Linked DNA regions of Mus musculus: region 1 is linked to region 2. The links are chromatin loops, found by intact Hi-C in ENCODE. Cell type or tissue: gastrocnemius. All regions are shown on one strand. Each heading gives the region's core, and the rest is flanking DNA. Links, peaks and the distances in the headings are about the cores only.

Region 1 (8,332 bases), core at 12-8,011, 950 kb before region 2:
AAGTCTCTATCTCTATATGGAGAATAGAAATCATAACATGGGCCAAAGGTTAAGAACAAAAACAGAATAAGAAGGGATAGTAGACAGATTTAGGCAGGAACCCTTCTAGTGAAGCTTGAGGGTCTGGGCATGATGTAGGTATACGTGGATCAGATCTCTGGCTGGAACTGTTGAGATGTCTTTTGTGGTACCCGGCTTGTTCGCTGTAGCCAATTGTGACCAGCCTTCTTTCTGCACCACCTGCAAGCCTTTTAACTTAGCATATAGATTATTATTACAACAACATGTAGGTTTAAGACAGTGATGGGCATGGGGAAGGAGCACCAAATCTGCACCAGTCTCTTAGAATTCTATTCATCTTTTCTATCTGTCCTGAGCTTTGGAGCCTGTATGCACAATGTAACGTCTAATCAATCCCCAATATCTTGGCCAGTCCCTGATTTACCTGGGCAACAAAGGCAGGTCCATTATTGGACCTGATTACCTTGGGTATCCCAAACCTCGGGAAGATTTCTTCTAGGATCTTCTTGGCTATCACATTGGCCGTCTCAGTCCTTCAACCGGGAGACTACTGCCATCCATGTACCAGCTCGAACTCTCAGGCCAAGGCTGATCTGATCCTTCAGATAATTTCTTCTGCCAGAACGTCAGCGCAGTGATGAGTAGGTGAAGTCTTGGGCAGTAGGGTATCAAGATTGAGGACAGCAGGTGGAGCGAAGGTCACTCGTTCAGTCAACAAAAAGCTCTGATAATGTGTCACAGGAGCATTGGTCGTCATCCATCAGTCAGGGGGCTTTCAGATAATTCTTTCAAGAGTGTGGGGTGCCACTATAGTTATTTGCTGTCCCAGAGTGAGCTTATCAGCATCTTTGACAAGCAGAGCTATGGCAGCAATAGCTTTCAGGCAAGAAAACTACCTGCTGGCAACAGGGTCTAACTTCTTGGATAGGTAAGCCACTGCCTTTTTCAAAGTCCTAAAGTCTGAGTAAGGACTCCTCTGGCGACCCCTGGTCTCTCTTCCACATAAAGAGTGAAAGGCTTGGTTAGGTCAGGCAAAGGCTGGCCATCAGTAGGGCCTTTTTCATTTCTTTAAAGGCTTTCTGGTGATCTGAGGTCCACACAAACACCTCCCCTTCCTTGGTTAGGGGGTACAACGGGCAACTAAAGTTGCTAACCCAGGTATCCAGAGCCTGCAGAAACCAGTGGTGCCCAAGAATTTTTTTTACTTGCCTTGGTGTAGTTGGGGTGGGGATCTGAGTTACAGTCTTTTTTCTGGCTTTCTTTAGCCACTACTTCCGGTCTTGAAGGGTGTATCCCAAATAAGTAACTTCAGTCTGACACAGCCGAGCCTTTTTAGCTGAGGCTTGGTCTTCTGCTGCCCAGGTTTCCTGTCTAGATCCTGTCTTTTCTTTCTCTCCTACCACTGTGGCCAAGTTTCTAGTCAAATTTCTTTCTTGTCTACGATCCCTCCTGTTTTCTCTTTCTTCTGCCTCTCGCCCCCCCCCCCTCCTCGCAATATGCCTTCTCTGCCTCTTACTGGTTCTACTCTAAATATTTCTCATTCAGAGTATCTCTCTCATCTCAGACCTCTAATCTCCTTCATCTCTATTTTCACTGTCTCTCCTGAGTCTGCTGGAGCTTTGCTCTTCCTTACAATCTAAGCTCACTTTTTTCTAGACCTCTATACACTTTTGTCAGAGCCTGGTGATTAGACTTGTAGGTACTCCTTACCTGGGACAGAAGTTTTAAGTGGGCAGATGTCTCCCTCGGGCCAACTCAGGGAGGGGGGAAAAGGCGGCAGAGGGCGACTCTAGTTGGCCCCTCTCCAGCAGGCATCACGGCCTAGGAAGCCAGGCGGGGCCGGCGTGGGGCCCCGCGGGCCTCGCCCCTCTTTCTTTTCTTGCCTATCCCGCAGGCGGTGAAATGCGTGGTGGTGGTGGGGCCCGGCACCCCGGGAAAACCTCCACATCGGTGTTCCCCCCTGGGCCATGGTTTCCCACGTGGCGCAGCACTGCTGCTGCCGAAGCCGGGAGTTCTCAGTCCCGCCCTGCGGCTGCGTGCGGCTGTGCCGAGTTGTTTTTCTTACCTATCACTGACAAATTCTGTCCTAACGTCAGTCCAAGTCCACAGTTGGCACCACACACACAGTCTGTCCCATGACGAAAACCACCAACACAAACAAGACAGCAACAGAGAAAAAAAACCCACCAGTATCTAAGCACATTCGTTCCTCACTCTGCCAGATGACAGTCAGACCTTTCTGGACTGTCCCTCACCCTTGGAACATCTTCCAGAGGTTGCAGCTTTCGGGGCCTCTGGACGTCTCCCTCCCGTGGCTACTGGGTCCTTACGGCCCACAGTGGCAGCTGCCAGAATACAGAATACCAGAACTGGGGAACCAGGCTGTGGGACTCGAACCCACAATCCCAGAACTGTAAACCAAGACACGAGGTGGGACCTGAACCCACAATCTCACAACTGAAAAACCAAGACATGAGGTGGGACTTGAACCCACGATCTCAGAACCGTAAAACTAAGGCATGAATTCATAAACCAAGACACAAACTCACAATCCCAGAACTGAAAAACCAAGACACAAACTCACAATCTCAGAACTGAAAAACCAAGACACAAACTCACAATCTCAGATCTGAAAAACCAAGGCACAAATTCACAAACCAAGACACAAATTCAGCGGTGCCACACTTAGACAACAGACAACATGTAAGACACACAGAAACAAACATACCTCCAAGGGGTCTTTCGGGGTTCCTGGGTGTCACACAGATCTCGGTGGGACCTCCAAATGAAAGAACCCAGTGGGGAAACCCCCACTCAATTCCCGATTTGGCGTGCACCCAAGAATCACGCTCCGGGTCGAAACGTATCTCACGCAGGAGACAGTGGATTCGACCTGCACAGTGATTCTTAAACACAGCACAAGAATGCTTAACTTGTATAAGGCACACTTGTCTAGCATAGCCTCTGTGGGAATGAACGGTGGGAATACTGCACTGAGTGGGTCTAGCTTGGTCTGCGTGCCCCCTTCACACTCTTCCTTTGGTGTGGGATGAGCAGGACACGGACTGTGAGTGGGTGGGTTGCTTCCGGTATCTTGGTGAAAGGGGAGGGTTAGTATAAACAAGACACGCATCTCACCAAAGTCGCAAGCTCTGGGGCTGCCGTGCTCAGGATGTTCTTGCTCTCTGCAACATCACTGCCACTTGATAGGGAGATGTGGTTGTTGAGCTGACACCTCTGCCGGGTGTAGCCTGTGGTTTCTTCACACCCTTTGACCACCGTCGGCCTTGATCCTGGAGTACTGTAACTGTCGTGTCTCTCAAGATACACAAGTGAGCTGTTGACTCCTCACATCCTGGGGGTAGGGTGAGGAGGGGCCTTAGGAGCCAGGAGACCCAGGGCCAAATCCCAGCTATACCACTTACCCTGTGACCTTGTTGGGTCTTGCTCTGGACCTGAGCTTCCATGCATCATGGTGCACTAGGATTCTATACTGGGATATGGTCCTACTGCCATCAAGAAAGCTCTGCTACCAAGCTGCTGCACCTATGGTGAATCTAGAAGTGAGACAGGAGGTTGGGGGCGACAGCATCAGAGTCCTCTGCGTGCACAGCCTGGGGATGCTCAGGCCACAGGCAAAGATTCTTCCCATCATGTGTCATGGTGGAGAATGGGCTAGCCTGCTGGGATCTTCTGTGGCTCTCTCCCTACACCTGACCAAGGAGTTCATGGACTCTGCATTTGACTGTCAGTGCCACTTGTCATGGGGGAAGCCTTGTTCAGGGATCCTTCCTGACAGAGCACACTTTATACCTATAGCTGGTTTAAAACAGCCAACACACATGGTATTGTCAGGCAGTGACCCAAGCACTCAATTCATCGGGAGTCACTGCTGTCTCAACACTACGGTAGAGGGGGGAATAGGTTAAACAAACTGCACAAGGTCACAGTACTTGGTGTAGCTGGGATTTGACCCTAGATCTCCAGCCATGCTTCCAATTGACCTCGTATCCCCGACAGGATGTGGAGTTATAGTCCAATTATGTAGCTTGAGGGGGAGGACAGTTGTAGTTCTCAAGGGTCCAGGTCAATGGTAGGTAGAGGATGAGAGGGGCTGGATCTTCTTCATTGGCATAAGAGAAGCCAAAGCTGAGGATAACTCTACAGAAGGTGGGGTGTGCACTTCCAGCAGCCGGGAGCATAGGCTTGAGTTCCCAAACACAGGACCAAACAGATGATCCCTGACCAGGCACCTCGACAGATAGCTACTACATGAATTAGAAAGTAACCCTCTGGGTGCTAGTTTCCCCCAGCGCTGATTGGCACCTCCTTTGAGTTTTGATCTACATTCTTTCTCCTCAAGGCCTTGGTATGCACAAGGGAGGATGCACAGCTGCAAGAAACCAGCATTGCCTGTGGTTTGAAGGTCTGCAGAGATGAGTGCATGCCCCATTAACACAGCCTGCTCCTGGAGCAGTAAGTTGGGAAATGGGCCACTCTGGAGGGCTCATCCCCACACTGTTGGATCCCCGATGGTCCAGGGATGTCCAATTGCTCCCTGTGTGGCTGCCTAGCTGGCCCAGTTCTAGCCTAGTTCTGAGATGTTAGTGTCAGGACAAGGTTGGATCCCGGCCTGACTGACTGGAGTCCCTGTCCTTGACTGTTGAAGGCCCTTGGTGTCCAGACACGGCTTGGGGGAGCGGTCACTCCTCAACCCCAAGGCGGGTAATGGTAGGCAATGCGGGCTTTCCTGTGCTAACTCAGCTTCTCTGTCCCCGATGTCTACTTGTAACTTTGCAGGAACTAGCCTGGTATCCTCTGTAGCTGGTCACCACTGGTCTATGAATGTCACAATCAGCTCCTGGCTGTAGGAGGCAGCGGCAGGTGGTGACCGTGTGTGTCCACGCGAGGTCGCTGCGCACCGCGGGCCGATCAACCGCGCAGTCTGCAAGAGCGAACTTTGGGCACCAGGGGGCGCGCGAGGACCAAGGTTAGCACAGCATGGACAGGAGTGCGGTGGTGGTGTGTCCCTCCCGCCTCGCCTCCGCGCGAGTCTTGGAACCGCTTGTTTTGAAATTCTACCTCCCTTTTTCCTTTACAGAGAAAGCGTGTGGAAAATCTAGGTTGACTAGCTGGGGAGCAGCGTTCACAGACCTGTGTGGCTGCCTCCTATTCGAATACCAGAGCTAATCCTCACCCCCACTCACCCTGCCCCCAATCTCCTGGTCCTTGGAAGCCACCTAGATGGCACTGCTGATTTGCACCCTGCGGGAGCCAGCATCCACCCTCTGGAGTGAAGCTTACCTGGTGGATAGCCATCAGCCTAACCTAGGCTTTCAGGTGTATATGTGGAACACCTCACCCCTATTCCCAGCTCCACTTCACAGAGGACACGCCATAGAATAAGGTGCCACAGTCTCATTGCATCATGAGATGGTACTGTCCCTATGATCTGTCACGGCCTGAAGAAGTTTGTGGATGTCTTCACGGTGACGCAACTCTCTTCCCCTTTCCATGCTGTGTTGCTTGGAGACAGTTCACACCTGAAGGGCAGGCATCTTTAGGGGGAGGTGCAAAACTGAGGTTCTGTTGGGAAAATTTTGGATATTCATCCCTTTACCCTGCTTATTCTTTTGTCTAGCCATTCGTTCATGTCAGGGGGTGCTTACCGGTATTTTATATCTGCTGCGGAGTTCTGCTCTCTGGGCACGATACGACCATGGCCGTCTCAAAATCATCAGCAGTTCCAACTATCTGCATAAGATCCTTGGCCACTAACATTCCCTCAAGGCTGGTGGGCCTGATAGGGTACGGCTCAGGAGGGTGTACTCGAGAGAAGGATATAATTGATGAACAGTTAGGGGCACTCTTCTTTGGAGGTGTGGCTGCCCATAAACTGTTCATGTTCCTATAAGTAACTCCAGTTAAATGTAATGATTAGTTAAGGTAGACGTTGGGGGTGTTGGCTCTTTGGTCTGTTGCTGGCACCCTGTCTGGAGGGAGATATCCATTTATCTCTCTCCATGCAAAGTTTAGCTACAATAGCCAAGGGAGTGAGGGAGGGAGTGGTCATGGAATGGTGGGAGGCGTGGCCACAGAAGGATGGGAGGCAGGGCTGGTGGTATACACAGGGGCCTCTGTGTGTGTGTGTGTGTGTGTGTGTGTGTCCCAATTCTAGTCTTTCTGAAACGGAATATTTCAAAGGAGAAACAAAACAAAACAAAACAAAACAAGACAGGTTTAGGATAAACCCTGTTGCCAAAACATACTGAGGATAGCCATTCACCGTAGCCTGGTCACTGTGGTAAGAAAGGCTGGGTCTGGGTGGCATGGTTGCTCTGGGTTTATCTATCCTTGGTCCTGGCCCTGTTCTATGTTCTAATGGCTATGGTCATGTCAAGAGTTCTCGGGACACAGATGTAGTTCCTGTTGGCATCCCCTATCAGCCTCAGCCAGTGCCCTTGCTCAGCGGACTCAAGCTGGGGGCCAGAGCTTTGCCTTCTGTTTTTTTTTTTTTTTAGTTTTTCAAGACAGGGTTTCTCTGTGTAGCCTTGGCTGTCCTGGAACTCACTCTGTAGACCAGGCTGGCCTCAAACTCAGAAATCCACCTGCCTCTGCCTCCCGAGTGCTGGCATTAAAGGCGTGTGCCACCACCGTTGGGCTAGAGCTTTGCCTTCTTAAGTGATGTCTCCACTGGGTGCTTCCTTAATGCCTATCACTGGCCCCCAAGAGAACCGACATGGACAGGGGCCGCCAGGGGCCCTGTAGAAACCTTTTCATCTGATCTGCCAGATGCTTGAACCTGTGTCGACAGAGTCATTTGTACGGCGCCGTCTCTGCTCTCTTGGGACACACCCTAGTCTCTTTGGATGGCCGTCTGCCCGGGGTGATGGATATAAGCTAATCCTGTCTGTCTTGGAAGAAGGTGGCAGCTTGGCAGTTAACAAAGGGTTTTAATTAAAGAGAAAAGAATCATTTTGGCAAACTAGTTTTGCTCCTAAACTCAAGTGATCTGTCAAAGCTATAAGTTTGGTTAATTTCCACATAAGTCTCACTGGAGGAATTCACCCCAGTATCTGTGGGAGACAGAGTCCCAGGTCCAGGGATCCTGGGGAGAGCTCTTCTCATTTCCTCCCTCCCTTGTGGAATTCTCCAAAGCTGTGCTCCTCTCTCTCTCAAGATCTATTTATTTATTTTATGTATATGAGTACACTGTAGCTGTACAGATGTAGTTGTGAGCTATCATGTGGTTGCTAGGAATTGAACTCAGGACCTCTGATCGCTCTGGCCCTGCTCACTCTAGCCCAAAGATTTATTTATTATTATATGTAAGTACACTGCAGCTGTCTATAGACACATCAGCAGAGGGCGTCAGATGTCATTACGGATGGTTGTGAGCCACCACCATGTGGTTGCCGGGATTAGAACTCAGGACCTTCGGAAGAGCAGTCAGTGCTCTTACCCTCTAAGCTACCTCTCCAGCCTGTGCAGTCACTCATTACCCCAGGTTGCCAATAGGTCCGGACCTTGCCTTGACCTCTTCTCCAGGCATGTGACCTTCTCACCCTGGCCCAGCCTGCCAGGACATGGCTGTTTACAGCTGCCTTGTGCTTTCTGTATGTGCTGGTTAGCTTTTGTCAAACTGACACAAATCTACACATAAGCCTGGGGAGAGGGAATTGTCAACCGAGGAACTGTCTCTACCAAATGACTTATGAGTGTGTGGTACTGAGTCCTGCCTCTCTGTGGGGTGCCCAGACACTGCTGCAATGGGAGGAGGCAGGGCAAAGTTCGAAACTGGCAGTTCACACTGGTTCCAGGTCTCCTCTCTGGGTACCCAGGTACCTCCAGCATACCACTGAGAGAGGGAGTTAGGAACTGGGGTCCATGGCCTAGCTTTCATCCATGTGCTGGGCAGGAGGGAGAGGGTAGAGCCCAGGATGAGCAAAATCCAGTCTGATTGGAAGCGAGGGCAGAGAGTACCAGAGGGGCTAGAGGGCAGAAAGCCTTCCTCAGGAGTCTTTGTTCTTTGGTCAAAGGCCTTACCCTCCTTCATCCTTAATGAAGCAGCTCTCTGAGACAACCCTTGCTTCTTCACATTGCTTCATTTGATGATGGATGTAAACACATACACTTTATTTGGGGCGAATCGGGGATTATATACCTCTTGTTGGAAGGAATACCCAGGAAGGGAAAGTCACTGACTAAACTATTTAGACACCTCACGAGCATGGAGAAGAACTCCAGTGTTATGCTACACGACTGGGTGCCCACGTTCCTCTCAGTGGGGTGTTGTGGTTATGTGTTCCTG
Region 2 (8,332 bases), core at 75-8,074:
GGGTCTTGGAGCAACAAAGAGTCCAGATGCTCAGCTGCCCAGCACTGTCCCAGTCACTTTCATAGTAACTCCTTTAACCGGCTCATAGGCTGACCTTGAGGTCAGTGTCTCTATTAGCATCATCCTCAATTGCAGTGAAGGAACCCAAGGCACAGGGGTGAAGTAATTCATGACAGATCTAGGAGGGGCAGAGCTAGGACTTAGAGCCAGGCTTAGCATCTGTGTTTTACCCTTCACGTTACAATTTCCAAACACTTCTAGAAAAGCATGCAAGGTCGTCATGGTGGGTTTGGATGAGGGCACTGCTCAGGGTCTGGGCTGAACGGGGAAACACATCGATTTGCCTCTCTGTGGGTTTTCAGGATGGAGAACATTGAAAAATCCTCTCAGCTCAATGTCACAGTAGTAGGTCTAATCCAGCTACAGCAGAGACCTACTTTCCGAAAAAAATAATAGCCTTACTGAGTACATGGGAAGTTTATTGTCAGACGAAGATAGTCTAGCTTCAAAAGCACTTCCTTTCCATCGAGAGAGCTTGTTCTAAGGAGGAAGGCACTACTTGGGACTTGGAATCCACTCATCTGTGGACTCCACAGATAACTGGATGCAGCAGAAGACCTATGAGGAACATGATGCAGGGATGAGAGGCCTGGAAAAAGGGGGAAAGGACACCCTACCGGGCAGGCAAAGGACACAGAGGGGTGAGCAGGGTCAGCCTGTGGAGTTGGCGAAACCATCTTGGCATCATCTCCTCAGGGGACTGCCTGGCACTGGGAATCTGCACCTGGAAAGACTCTGGAGCCAAGTCCCCTGGCCTAGGAGGATCTGAGTCCAGTGGCTGTCCTTTCTTTAAAGCAAGCCTGGTTGTACCATTCTCTGGACCCCTGTATCTCCCAGGCAGACAGCCCCACCATTACCTGTGAGGATTGGAGTAAGTGAATAGTCAACTCTGTTGGTCTGACCTTCATCACTGTTCCTCACCTCAGCTTTAAAAGCATCATCAACAGGGTGCTTGCTGTTGCTGCTTCCTAACTATGAAAGGAAAAAAATAGCCTGGAGCAGCAGAGAGGGCACGATTTTGGGTGGCTCTGTTTTTTTCTGCCTTTCCTTTCTTTTTATGTTTCTCAGACACAGGGTATGCAGCTATGGATTCCCTGAGAGCTCAGCTTGAAGCTTCTAGAAGAAAAATTGTTCCCACCTGAGTAGAGGATGCCTCTCATCCTGGCACTAGCAGAAATGACTTTACTTACCTGTTAATTGGATCTTTATGAAAAAGAACACACATAAATTAAGAGTGGAGCCACCTAACATAAATTCAGGATGCGGTGGGAAAAGCAAATTGTTGGAGTCCCAATGCAGTGAAATCCCCCAGAGTGGCTTCCAGGGAATGAATCCAGTGAGGAGTGTGTGGTTCAGGGTGATGTGGAGGATCAGGAGCTCTTGTGTGAGACACAGAGAGTTGGATGGACACAGTCAGATAAGAAGGAATCTGAAAGACAGTGAAGCCAGGGAAGTCTAATGTCTGTGGGGAGGCAGGAGTTTATGTTGTGGCTTGGAACAGAATCCTCTCCTGGGAACCAAGTTTTTTGCTGACATTAAACTCCATCCATGTCCTTGGTCAAAGAAGAATTTCTAAGATGCTAACTGCAGACACCAGGCAATGTGGAGCTCCAGCTCTGCTCCGAGGCCCAGCTGGGTAAACACTCAGGGCTGACGTCATGCACATAATGTTTCTGAGCTCGTTTTAAGAACAGACACATCTGTGTTTCCTTTATGCAGAGGTAGAGACAGGTTTACCCTGCCAGGTGCCATGTCCCTTGGAGACCCAGGGGGAAATTGTGGCTGGTGAACTTTGGCCCTAGCATCCTGCTTTCCCAAGGATCATGGTCAGGGACAGGGCAGTACAGAGACACCTGGGTTTCGTTCAGAGTGCTGTCCTCTTTGCTTCTGAGGCAGCCCAGAGACTGCTGGAGGCATGGGCTTGATGACAGGAAACAGAATAGTGACTCTGAAAATACTTTAACAGTGTCCTCTCAGTGGATCAGGGTAGGTGATATATAGCTCAGACACAATCCAGGAATACTGTCAGACCCTCACTCTAGCCATGCTGACCCACAGCTCTGACTGATCACAGGACTGTGGCTAAGATCACCTCTGTCAGCTAACAACCTTCATCCATGACGGCCAGGCCTCCTCTTAAACCCTCGGAGGCAACCTTTCACCAGGTGACTCTGTCAGTATGATGGAAGGAAACCAGTGTGAACGGAGAATCTGGCAATCGGAGTTCTAGCTCCTTCATACAGAGGCTGCCTGTCAATGTTCCGAGCTTCAAATTCTTTATTTGAAAACAGACTTAAGATTGGTGCAACCTGCCAAACAGCAAGGGCTGGATAAAAAACATCATCAGGCTGCTGGCTCTTTCCTGGCAGCTAGAATATGAGCGGATGCCTGACACTCCCTGCCTTCTTTCTTTTCACACATCAGCCAACAATATGTGGCGACCAAGCCGTGCCCTCTTCCAGCAGTACAGCAAGCTGAGAGTGGCTGGGACAGCAAACACAGAAGGCTCTTCACCTGTCATGGCCCACTGTCACGTAAGATCTGACTCACAAAGCATGCACTCACTAAAAGACACAACCCCCAGCTAATTTACACACCCCCTGCACCTTATCCTCATCACAGGACTCCAGTTAGAAATAGACTCCTAGGTTTGGCTTTCTGTTTTCTCATTCCAGACTGGAATTTTCCAAGGCATTCCGAAATACCCTGTATCTTCCAAACTATTTCTAGATGGGGGCCTTGACCCATTTACTTTCTTGGGTGTCACTTCCACCCTTTTCTGATTGTTTCATTTAACCTTAAGTAAATCCTTCAGTGTGCAGAGTTTTTGATACTATTCTTTTGGGCCCTTCTGCCCTGCCCTGCCCTGCCCTGCCCTGCCCTGCCCTGCCCTGCCCTGCCCTGCCCTGCCCTGCCCTGCCCTGCCCTGCCCTGCCCTGCCCTGTCCTGCCTAATCCACTACCTGGAAAGTTCATGATCCAAAGATAGAGAGCTCTTAAGACTTACCACCAAATGACTTGGTCCCCAGCGCCACCTGCTGTCTGGGCAGCTCTCTGCTCTGACTACCCTTTCACAAGATGTCCCTGGTCATCCAGGGTCCCCTAAACTCCAGTGTTCCAGCATCCCTTCATGCTGTAGATTCCTCTCTGTAGCTTCTTCTCTGCCCATCTTTCTTGGGAAAAAAAATCAATCAACTGGCTACAGTTTGTATTGCCCCACTCCCCTGGGACCAGCCTGGCTATCTTCTGTCCAGAGCAGTCATCTCTCAGGCTTGCCTCAAGGCTTATGCCTCCTTCAAATCATTTGAGTTTCTCCCAAAGTGTCTACCACCCAATTTACCACATTTTCATTTTATTTTCCATTCATTAATTATTATCTCTGCATTAGAATGCAACTTATGAACTCTAGGGATACAAGGATTTCCTTTTTGTTGTTATTGCTTTGTCTGTTTGTTTTTGGAGTTTGGTGAGGTTTCTTTTTTTTCCTGAGGGGAGAGGTTCAGGACGTTCTGAATTTGTTATGATCTGTGTGCTCAAGGTTTGGCAAAGGCTTTGTAACCTGGCCAGGTGCTGCTGGTTTTTATGAGTGTGTAAGACCCCTTTACACGACTGTGACCAAAACACATGTCAGAAGCAACTTTTAAAAATGAAGAAAGGTTTATTTGGTCTCATGGTCTCAGAAGGCTCAGCTCATATACTTGACTCGCACAACGTCATGGTGTCAGTGGCGTATGGTAGAAATCTGCTCATTTCATAGTAGGCAGGATTCAAAGATAAAAAAGGAAGAAATCACACCAAGATACAGCCCCAAAGACATGCTTCTAGAAGACATGCTTCCAGGGAGCTACTTCATATACCTAGGCCCCATGTCCTGCCGTTCACCACCACCTCTCAATGCCATCATATTTTGAATCTATCAGGGAATTAATCTATTGGTTAGATCAGAGTCTTAGTGATCTAATCTCTAGAAATAACCTCACAGACACACCCAAAGGTGTGCTGTATAAATCTCTTAGCACTTATCAATCAAATCCAGTTGACAATCAATATTAACGACCACAGCTGAATTCCTCCAAGTCTCAGAATGGGAGAGGGGCTTGTTTGAGGCACACTAAGCCTGTGTTTTCAGCACCTCGGACAGTGCAAGATTTCTCTTTGTTCAGTGACCCTCACCTATGAAAGTCATTCATTACCGAGAGGTGAGTTTCCTTTATTTTATCCCACTTTGGTAGCATCCCTGAAATTTGGGTCGGTAGCTTCCATTTTTCCTTCTTACCATTTGATGATACAGAAATCAAAGGAACATGCTGAACGTGAGCCATTTCTCCGCGCTTCCCTCCTGTGCTTGACAGAAAATAATGATCACATTCGCTACATCAATTTAGGGTTTAAAGTCATGGGGCAACCCAACGAGCACCTGGTTTATAATTTAGCTTTCCCTCACCTAACATTTGGACTTAGTTTTATGGCAGGGAATATCTGAAGAGATTTTTCATTTTTTCTGAGTTTGAAAGGAAATTTAGGGTCATTTTCAATGTCACCTTATTAAAATAGAAGCTGAAGAGGCTTTGAAGCACTGCCAGATACAGTGAGTCCCCAAGTATTGAGGCTTTTTCTTCCACCAGGAACCAATAGCTTATCCTCTCCCCTTTGCCACACACGGCATGGAAGCTTTCTTTCTACCCTGGCTTGTCTCGGAACTCATAAGAACTCATAGCAGAGAAACAGGCAGGAACGCTTGGGTCTGCAGCTGGTCTTTGCGTCTCTTCCTATTCCATACACTTGTGTAGGAATGGAAGAGGGTTGAAAGGGACATGAGAATCACAGCCCTCATGCCACCCCCAAGTGCAGCTTCCACATGGTGTCCACAGCCAGAATTCCCTTCTCCCCTCTTATCTGGACTCACAGTTGTTCTGGAGCTGTGAACTGAATACTTCTAAGTGGCTAGTCCACAGTACCACAGAGCCTCTCCTCTCCCTGACCTGCCATTTCTGCTTGCTTTTAACACTAAGATTCTAACTATCCAGAAGTTGATAGAAGTCAAGAGCGAGGAGAAAGGACCACAGAGCTCAGGGACAACTCGTCAACCAGAGCCTGAAGTCTGTAACTGGCCCAGAATTTTATCCATGTTAATGCTGCTGGCACCATGACAAGAGTCAACCAGAGAGGGTTCAAGACCACTGTGGGGCCATGCTACCTCTGTGGAGATGGCTTCTACATGACAGCTAGCAAAGCTCCATCATGGATGAAGGTACATCCATTTGGTTTTCATTTCTACAGTCTGCAGCCTCACTTTGATTGACATTGACCCAGTGTGATGCTTCTCATGAGTGACACAAACACACAGCAGACACTGTGTGGGCTTCCATGTGCTGGGTGATAGCCTGATGCTAGACCCAGAACTCATCATGATTATCACAAGTGACAGACAGTGCTGCCACTGCTGCTGAACCCTTGCATTTAGAGAAATCATGGCTGCCCTTGCCTTGATAACAGAAAACCACAGAATCACCCTGTCACACATATAGCTCATTAAAACCACAAGGAGTTAATGTGGAATCCTGACACCTCTTGGGACTAACCAGACCTTTATGAGTTCAAGCTGCCAAGTGGCTGTTGTGTGATCTGACCTCTTGTGCTTTGTAAAGACACTGAGCAAACAGAAGCCATCCCCCTTATTAATTATGTGTCAGTCATTTAAAACCAGTCAACCATTCACAAGGCTTGCTTCTCTGTCATTTTGAGAGAACAGCTTCTGGCTTCTTCCTTCCAGCTCTGCAGGTGGCCTAGGCTGCTTTCAAATGACAAGGAAGAAGGAATTTGAATGCCCACCCTGGCAAAAGGACTTGATACAACTGTTAGTTATTGAATAAAAATGGGGGGGGCGATAGTTATTGGAACACACTCTCACAAAGCTACTTTAACAACAGAAGGGTGAGTGGGAATGGTATTTCTTCTAGCATCAGTGAAACTCTACCTCTGTCAGATATGCGCGCAGTCAGCACAACCACTTTCCTCTTCCACACTAAGAAAGATTTTTCCCCATTTTCTGACCATCCAGCTCTCAGCCAAACATGCCCAGCTCTGAGGACAGTTTGTTTTCCCCACAAAAGGAAGAAGGTGGTGGTGGGCTTTCCCCACTGGTGTTTGAATTCAATGTTGGTGACTGTCTACTGCTGTCTAATTTAGTTTGTCTGCCGCCTTGTTTCTACAAGGTAAAATGCTCCACTCCTGATGATGTGACCGAAAGACAGGACTAGGCAGATGCTGCCGATGTCTTTGTGAGTCTTTCTCTCTTTCTTTCTTTCTTTCTTTCTTTCTTTCTTTCTTTCTTTCTTTCTTTCTTTCTTTTTTCTTTCTCTCTCTCTCTCTCTCTCTCTCTCTCTCTCTCTCTCTCTCTCTCTCTCTCTCTCTTTTTCTTTTTTTCTTTTTTTTTGGTTATTTTGAGACAGGGTTTCTCTGTAAAGCCCCGGCTGTTCTGGAACTCACTCTGTAGACCAGGCTGGCCTCAAACTCAGAAATCCGCCTGCCTCCCAAGTGCTGGGATTAAAGGCATGCGCCACCATCATCATTTATCTGTGGCACATGGAGAAAGAGGGGTTTTGACCTTCCCCTGGAGCTTGCCTGTAGCTCTTGGACCCGAGCAAGCATGGAGGGGCCACATGACTCACTCGGCCCCAGAGGATGGCTGTGCAAGGCAGAACTGATGCCCCAAGATATGATAGAAACATTTAGTAAACATACCTTGTACCACAAGGGGGCCCCAAATTTTGAGGGTTCTTTTCTTTTGTGTTCTCTGTCACGTGATGATTTCAATGTCTCATGACAGAATTGCTTCAGGTAGTACACACTGGAAATTTCCAAACAAATGAATCAAGGAACAGCTTCCTTCACTTCAAAGGAACTTTTCTGCACTGTGTGGATAGGCACCCGCCCAGGCTTCACAGCTACCTGTGATCTGAGTGTCCCCCACAGCACAAAAACCTCTAGCAGTCAGGCTGGACACACTGGTGTTTGTGGCTTGGCCAGATGCACAGCCTTCCCCTCTGAGGCTTCCAGCACATTCTCCTGCCTCAGCACTTTTATGTCCCAGGGTATGTGATTGCCTCTTCACAAGGTTTGCACACAGAGTAGATTTTCTTTTGAAATTGAGATGGAAAAACACTTAGAGAAATCCCCCAAAGCACATAAAGTTCTCTTTGTTAAGTAGTGATCATATAACGGTGCACAGCAATCTTGTCAACACATCAGATGACAAAAATGCCCATGGCCACAGTGGCTTCTCCAGTGTAATCACAGAAAATGTGTCAGACTGAGCTTGCACCAATGGATTTTCTGGTTATCACACCAAGGAGACTCTCTGACCTAGCTGAAGCTGATGGTGTATGCATGTGCGCATGTGGGAGCATGCAGCAATATAGTATACTCTGTGTTCATGTATGTGCACATACTTTTTCTCATGTATGCATGTATCTGTAGATGGGTGTGTACATCTATGTGTATACATTGGCATGCTTGTGTATATTTATTTGTGGGTTCACACAAGTATGTGCATATGCATGTATGCCTGTTGTGTTGTACATATGTTTGTGTACGTGTGGCTCTGTGTATATAGTTTTGTGCTGTGTGTGTATATCCATGCACAAGCCTGTATGTGTGGCATGTTCCAGTGGAGGTTGTTGCAGGGTATCTAGTTCAGTACAGCATACCCCTTCAGTTTATAACATATCAATGAGAGAAGATTCCAACTGGGTTGAGCAGCAAGACCAGGCAGAAGCTCAGCATGAAGGAATGAGAAGAAGAGAAACTATTTACAGCAGATATATCTGTCTCCATGGCTGTGGTTATCCCACTGTAGCTAGAGGTCCCCAAAGCTTAATCCCAAGAGGGAAGTTCTTCTCCACACCACCTTAACCCACGGTGACTGAGTAGCTGTGGAAATACGCTTGGGTTCCTGGGGGCAGAGGAGTCCGTCCATCTTGCACTGGGTGAAATCACACTCATCATATATAGGAAAAGCAGAAACAGTCCGACTCTTTAAGCTCTGTCTTGTCTGTTCAGTAATGCTCACGCAAGATATGGTTCTGAGAGACTTGGTTGGACTTCAGCATCCTTGCAGATGAGCAGAGTTGGTTAAAGGAAGGCCTGTCACCAAGTGGCAAGTTTAATTTAAGGGAAAAGATCCCAAAGATCACCAGTATTTCAAGATGGGCCTTTAAACCTCATGTGTAATTGGCTCAGCCAAGACTCAAATATCCACAGTCTTGGAGGTG

Evidence for each region. Peaks named below come from ENCODE experiments on the same cell type or tissue, not always from the same donor. Only the 100,000 strongest peaks of a DNase experiment are listed, where the experiment ranks them.
Region 1: a loop joins it to region 2, with 13 times the contacts of the local background. A loop is called at or near these places in 21 of 42 quality-filtered maps.

The regions. Positions count from the first base shown.
Region 1 is chr7:137,473,488-137,481,819 of GRCm38, forward strand. No RefSeq gene overlaps it. Among named protein-coding and RNA genes, the nearest start is that of Glrx3, 40 kb to the left of the region's middle. In gastrocnemius, for the core only: a CTCF peak has its summit at 4,947 (motif pointing right); DNase peaks (open chromatin) are centred at 2,864, 4,978 and 6,857; H3K4me3 peaks cover 259 bases.
Region 2 is chr7:138,425,924-138,434,255 of GRCm38, forward strand. No RefSeq gene overlaps it. Among named protein-coding and RNA genes, the nearest start is that of Tcerg1l, 32 kb to the left of the region's middle. In gastrocnemius, for the core only: a CTCF peak has its summit at 3,107 (motif pointing left); DNase peaks (open chromatin) are centred at 3,104 and 5,847.